2 separate regions of the Homo sapiens genome follow, and region 1 is linked to region 2. A link is a contact called in ENCODE Hi-C or POLR2A ChIA-PET data. All regions are on one chromosome and are shown on one strand. Each heading gives the region's core, a stretch centred on a gene start or an enhancer-like site at or near the end of the contact. The rest is flanking DNA. Distances are from core to core; before and after follow the strand shown. Region 1 holds the start of GGA1 (golgi associated, gamma adaptin ear containing, ARF binding protein 1). Region 2 holds the start of PRR14L (proline rich 14 like).

Evidence for each region. Hi-C counts contacts between places; a loop is a spot of excess contacts on that map. ChIA-PET counts read pairs that join two places held with the same protein, here RNA polymerase II (POLR2A). Pooled maps may share reads with other maps.
Region 1: a loop to region 2 is called in a pooled map, with 38 times the contacts of the local background. The contact joins the promoter of GGA1 here to the promoter of PRR14L in region 2. A Hi-C loop is called at or near these places in 1 of 37 single-sample maps with no recorded cell type and 7 of 50 pooled maps. POLR2A ChIA-PET finds 5 or more read pairs at or near these places in 2 of 52 experiments (CD8-positive, alpha-beta T cell and MCF 10A).

What each region holds. Positions count from the first base shown.
Region 1 is chr22:37,607,050-37,610,261 of GRCh38, reverse strand. GGA1 (golgi associated, gamma adaptin ear containing, ARF binding protein 1) reads right to left here and starts at 1,428. Exons shown (of 17, transcript NM_013365.5): 1 at 1,359-1,428. The coding sequence starts at 1,401. RefSeq lists enhancers at 599-708, 423-1,044, 1,649-1,818, 1,969-2,048, a silencer at 1,039-1,488 and a cis regulatory region at 2,793-3,212.
Region 2 is chr22:31,748,025-31,751,429 of GRCh38, reverse strand. PRR14L (proline rich 14 like) reads left to right here and starts at 1,298. Exons shown (of 9, transcript NM_173566.3): 1 at 1,298-1,437. RefSeq lists enhancers at 1,073-1,367, 857-1,416, 1,656-2,288.

The DNA of each region.
Region 1 (3,212 bases), core at 179-2,678, 5.9 Mb before region 2:
AAAATCCCAGCCCCAGTGTGTCAGGGCCCAGCCAAACCCAGGTATCTCTAACTTCTGCCTGGTTTTAGACTCTCTGGACTCTCAGAAAACCCCCACTGTTTCTAAACCTGAGAATGTTTTGTATGACCCACAGCTCAAGACCTGTGTCTGAGATCAGTTAGCCAGGGGCCCACCCATCCCCCCAGCCCAGTTGCTGCTGAGACCCAGGCGGACACTTCCGGCGTTCACAACGGTCAAGGGCTGCTGAGTGCCCCTTTTCCACCCCCTGCCCCTCTGGTGGCTAGGATGACTCTGAAACATCCCTAGAGGTTTGGTTCTGGGGCCAACCTCATGGTTCAACTCTGCTCAAGCCTGGCTTAAAAGGGGCCGGCCATGACCCCAAACCACGCTAGACAGTTGCCGGTGTGCCCGGGTCCAAGAGGGTTCCCTGAGGCCCTGGCAACGACGGGGTCCCAACAGCAGTTAAAGCCTTGGGAGAGAACCCTCACTAGACCAGGGAGAAGCCAGCCACGGCTTTCAGAGGCAGAGTCCAGGAGCGGGGCTGTGAGAGCAGGGGATCATCAGGGCTGTGGGTTAAGGAGCTCAGGTGGAGGGTTTGCGGGCTAGGAAGCCTAAGCAATAGGAAGCTACGTCTGAGGAGAAACAAGAAAAAAAGGGGTGTAGAAGCCTTTGAAGGAAGTTCAGCAAGAGCTGGGAAAGGCATCTTGGAGACTGAGGGGTTAGGCTGAAGGGAGTGACAGGGAGCTTGGAATTATTAATACTTCTGGAGTCTAAGACTCTCCCAAGCCTGTAGGGTGCGGGGGTTTCTCACTATGTGGCTAGAGACTAGGAGCGGCGGGAGGAATCAAATGGGGCAGTGGGTCCTCCCTTCCAGGACGGGGTAATGAGCAAATGTGACTACTTGCGGGCTCCAGGAACGCCATGCAGGGCCAGAGAGTGGAGGATTCGGGGCCTGAAAATAGTAGGGTCCCTCCCTCCCGGGTGTGAGATGCAACCCCGGGGAACCGCTCGCGTGCTCCTTCCCCGGGCCGCTACTCCGTGAAGCAATGTGAGCCTTGGGGGTTGGAGGCTGCTCTCTCCGTCCCGGGGGTTCCCGGCGCAGCTCACTCGCCGTCCCAGGGGTCATGGCCCAGGGATCCGACAGGTGGGCGGCGCCCGCTCCCACCGCTGGACCGCGCCGGGGCCGGGGTCCTCCATCGCTCCAGGGTCTGAGGGGCCGACTGAGGACACCGCCCCTCCCGGGCCGGGGGCGGGGCGTGAGGAGGGGGCGACCCGTACCCCGCCCCCGCCGGGAAGGGGCCCGCCTCGTGCCCCCGGTTCCGGTTCCGGTCCGGCCCGCGCCCCTCCCGGACACTCACTGATTCGCGCCTCCAGAGTCTCCGGCTCCATCGCGGGCTCCATCCGCCACCGGCCCCCAGCCTCGGCACCGCCCCCCCGCCCCCCGCAGCTCTCGCGGGACCTCCTGGGCACCGCCCTCTGCCGATTAAAGGGGCAACGTCCGAACGGGCGCGCTCGGCACCATAGAGAGGCCAACGAGCTCGCCTAGAGCGTCACCTACTCGCCCAACCCCACCCCCACGCGGCGTCTACGTCGCAGCTGGGACCGGCCGCCTGCTTTTCCGTTCCCGGCGCTCAGGCGGGAGAGGAAGTGGAGATACTGCAGGCTAAGGGCAGCACCATGGAAACCCCAAGGGACGCTCTAACTCGTTCTGCGTCACGGAGATGTCTGTGACCGCCTCCGGAAGAATTCTCTGCGGGCATGTTGCTGAGGGGCTCTGAGGCCACTTCCGGAGCCCTGAGCGGGTACTTCCGCTTAGAGTCGAACGTGGGAGAGTCCCTTAAAAGGGCGATAAGCTACATCCTCATGTACCTTGGCCGCTGTGAAAATGACGAAAATAAATCAGTTTCTTGAGTGCTTACAGTATTCTGGGCATTGTCCTAAGCACTATTTGTAATTAATCCATTTAGTTCTGACTCCTTACAACAAACCCACCAGATAATTAGTCGGCCTGAGGCCGCACAAGTAGCAGAGCTTGAACCCTGTGCCGTCTCCTCCATTCATCCAGCCAACGTTTAATGAACTCTTTGTATTTGCTTTGCTCTGTGATGGGCACAGAAGGAGATAGACAAGGCCAGATATTTATTACAGTGTGATAGGGGAAGCCCACGGGGTAGTGGGAACAAAGGAGGGGGCTCCTCCCCCAAACTGGGGTGGGGTGGGTGGGGGTGTTGTCAGGGGAGGGGTCGTGTCAGGGGAGGGGTCGTGTCAGGGGAGGTTTCAAGAGAAAGTGATACTGTACTTCGCTCAAAGACAGTCGGATTTCTCCACGTAGAGCTGGTGCGAAAAGATATTCAGGGAGAAAAAGTAGGATGAAGGCCGAGGAGGGCGGATCACGAGGTCAGGAGATCGAAACCATCCTAACACGGTGAAACCCCGTCTCTACTAAAAAAAAAAAAAAAAAAAAATTATCTGGGCGCGCCTTTAGTGCCAGCTACTTAGAAGGCTGAGGCAGAAGAATCGCTTGAACCCGGGAGGTGAAGGTTGCAGTGAGCCGAGATTGCGTCACTGCACTCCAGCCTGGGCGGCATAGCGAGACTCAGTCTCAAAAAAAAAAAAAAAAAAAAAAGTAGGATGAGTCCAGGGAGTTGGAAGTATTTCAATACGGCTCCCAGATATCTGCAAATAGATATCTATTTGCAGGAGATATCTTGGAATTAGGCTGGGGCAAGATCACCCAGGTCCCATGTTTTGCTGCCCTTTTTTTTTTTTTTCCCTGTAAGCAACGTTGGAGGTGTCGTTACAGTTTTACGGATGGTAGCAAAGTCAGGCTTTTGTTTTAGAAGGGTCCAGCAGTGGGAGGAAGATAGCAGTGGGAGCCAGACTGGAATCGGGGAGGACAGTACGAACAGACTTCCTAAGCTCGGCGCCTTTTCTCCTGTATCTCCCTCCATCAAAGACCTCCCTCACCTTGTGGCGTCACGACCTGGCGGCGCCTGGTCCCCGACTCACCTGGGTCCATTGCACTCTGTCGCCCCCTCGCGGCCGGCTGGGAAACCGGCCCGTGGCGACCTCTCCAGCGGTCCTGTGCCTGGGAGGGTTAAAGCTCCACTGAGACTAGGGAATCTGGCGAATCCGGTTCTGCCTTGGCGACTGACCTCGATTCACCTTGCGGAACCGCAGTAACCTCATCCAGGAGATGAGGGGGCTGTGCT
Region 2 (3,405 bases), core at 49-2,548:
TCTCTTGAACCTGGGAGGCAGAGGTTGCAGTGAGCCGAGATCCTACCACTGCACTCCAGCCTGGTGTCAGAACGTGGCCCCGTCTCAAAAAAAAAAAAAAGAAAGAAAGAAACGAAACTTTGAAGCATTCAATTTTTTTTTTTTTTTTTTTTTTTGAGACAGTGTCTTGTTTTGTTGCCCAGGCTGGAGTGCAGTGGGGGCACCATCATAGCTCAATGCAGCTTCAAACTCCTGGGCTCAAACGATCCTCCTGCTTCAGGCTCCCCAGTAGCTAGGAGCACAGGTGCATCAACACCTGAGCAATTTTTGTTTTGTTTTGAGAAAGAGTCTTGCTGTGTCATCCAGGCTGGAGTGCAGTGGCACTATCACTGCTCACTGCAGCCTCAACCTTCCAGCCTCAAGTGATCTTCCTGCCTCAGCCTCCAGAGTAGCTGGGATTACAGGCACACATCACCAGACCCAGCTGTTTGTTTTTTGGCAGAAACGATGTCTCACTATGTTGCCCAGGCTGGTCTCAAACTTCTGGGCTGAAGTGCTTCTCCCGCTTTCGCCTCCCAAAGTGCTGGATTACAGGCGTGAGACACCGCGCCTGGTCGATTTCTATTTTTTAACACAAAGCCGTATTATTTGGGGCAAGTCGATTTCATTATCTGGACCTCAATTCTTCCACTGGATAAACATTTCTTCCTTCCTTCAAATGTCCATTGAGCGTCTAGTTTTGTGCCGGACACTGCTCTTGGTGCTGAGCATTAAGTGATGAACAAAACAGACAAGGTGGAGGAAGATAAATGATAAACAAGTCAATAAAGAGATGAGACATAGAAATTTCAGCTAGTGTTAAAGCTATGAAGAAAATAAAACAAGGTTCTGTAACCAACTGGAGGCAGAGGTGCCATTTATTTAGTGGTCAGTGTGATTAGAAGAAGCAGAGGAGTGTCATGACCCAAAACACTCTTTCCAGTAGAATAAGATCTCTCGGGCTGCCAGAGTGGAAGCAGGCAGGCCCTTAGAATTGTAGCCGTCCAGACTAGAAAAACGGTGGACTGGAACAGGGTGACAGCAGCGAAGGCCGGCACTGGGTCCTGTGGCTCAGCAGGAGCAGAACCAAAAGTTGTGTTTCCCTTTAAGAGTTTGAGCCGCAGGGGCGGGGTTGAGGGAGGCTGGGGCTAGCAGAGGGCGGGAGGTCAGAATCAGGAAGAGCCTTCCCTTGGAGTGCGCGCGCGCGGTGCGGGGGCGGGATTTGGGCGAGTCCGCATGGCTGGCTCGGGCCCCGGATGAGGAAGTGCAGGGGGACCATAGAGACGAAGAGGTGGCGGCGGCCGGAGCGCCCCCGGCCTCTGTCGGCTCCGTAGGCTCAGGTAGACCTGGCGACGACGGGGCTGCAGCTGCAGGGGCTGAGCTGGCTGGGCAAGCGCGGGCCGCGGAGGAGGTCTCAGGGTAAGAGGCCGGGACTGGAAGGCTTCGGGCGTAGCCGCCCCGCCCCACTCCGCCCTAAAGGGACCCTCCGCCGGGTGGTGCTGCTAAAGGGGAGTCCAGGCCCCCCGCCCTCTCGGGGCGCGGAAAGGAACCAAGGCTGCCCTGTGGGCGGCGGAACGACCCAGGGAGAGGGAGGAGACCAGGCCCCGCGTCGCTAGAGAAAAGCGGCTTCTCCGAGTCATGGCTCCGACGCGGGAGAGAGACTCCTCTTCAACCTCGATACAACAGGGATCCCCCAACTTATCTCCTCGGAGAGGACGACGCCCCTTATCGGAGGCGTACGCTCTTTCTTAGCGCTCATCCGTTGGTCAGCAGAGGGAGACCCACTCCCAGGGTTCGAGGGGGATTCTGAACTTATCCTGAGGAGGAGTAAAAGATAACCCCTAAATGAGACCTTTCCCCCAACTTTGGTCAGCGTCACCCAGGTGAAGAGTGAGACCCAACTTGCCTGAAAGTGACAGAGGGGATCTTTCTTCCCAGTAAGAAAGAGACTTACCTTCCTCCTTTATTTTTCGCCTGTACCCCAAGATACGGAGAGGAAGACCTTGAAATTTTACTTTATGGTATCAGAAATCAACCTTTCTCCCTCTCCCCTCGTGATGTCCACAGAGAGACCCTCGCTTCTCTTCTTCCCTTTAAGCCTCTTGGTGTGCAGTGAGCTCCTTTCCCTTGCATTATTAAGAGCATGGCTTTTGGAGTGTAATCGTTGCAAACCTGGGTCTCTCACTTAACGTCTTTGTGACCTTGACTATTTGTTTAACTTGTCTGAATCTCAGTCCATCTCCAATTTGGGTTCTGTTTTCTTAGAATTGTCATGCGGGCTAAGGGAGCATTTGTGTAAATACTAGTTATATAGTAAGCTTTTGGTAAGCTGTTGCTATTACTATTACTTAATCTGTTAAAAAAGAAAACTAATATCTTGCACAGAGAAGCATATTTTTCCATGCATGCCCCTCGCAGCCTCCATCACAAGTGTTCAACCATCCTTTCTCACTGGAGTGGAAGACTCCCTCCCACTTAGGGGTTAGAGAAAGAGACACTTCCAGTCCCCTTAGATCCTGCTGTTCAATACTTTCCCAAATTAACAAAGAGGGCCTCACTGAAAATAATCAGTAAAAAAAAGACTTAGCTTTTGGAAACAGGTCTGTGCTCTTAAGAGAAAGTGAGACCTGATGCCAGACGCCAGCACTTCCTTTGTCCACAGAAGGTATCACTTCTTCCTGACTGGTTAGAGATGCCCTCTCCCACTTCCCTGACTTACTGTAGTGACAAAAAATCTTCCATCTGCACATCCTTCCCACCCCCCCAAGTGGGCGATTCCATATTCTTCCTGTCTTTTGCTCTCCCAAGAAAATGAAGACTCTATACCTTTGAGGAGAGATCTCTTCCCTCTTGTATATGGAAAATGACACAGATTGTTTCTTTTCTCCTTTTCCTTTATAAAACAGAGGAAAATCTTTTATACAGGAAGCCTCTGTCAGTAGAAATCAGGAGCATTTTCCAGTTTCACTCCTTACGTGGAGACAGGGATCCTTTTTCTGGATGTTATTAAAGGGAGGAAATGGGAAATAGTCCTTGATGCTTTAGAGATTTTCTGCACGCTCCATGTTGAAGCGCTTGCCCTGTTTAGTGTATGAACTTCCCTGCCTCACTTTTGGTTTGTCTTGGGATTTTATTAAAAAACTCTTCTTTCTTTGTTTCTCAAGAAGAGGCCCATTCTCCAAATTCCCTCTTGGAGGGAATGGCTACAATGTCTGAATCTTTGGAAAAGAAAGCCCCTTTCTCAAGGTGAAAAGAGTGTTGTGAGCTTCTGAGGGCCTGGTCATTATTGTGAGTATTGTTCCTGAAGCAAGCATGGCAGCGCCTAGTGTTATTAACAGCCCCTATGCATTGGAATTAAAGGGAGGGGAGACTTTCAGATTCGGGATT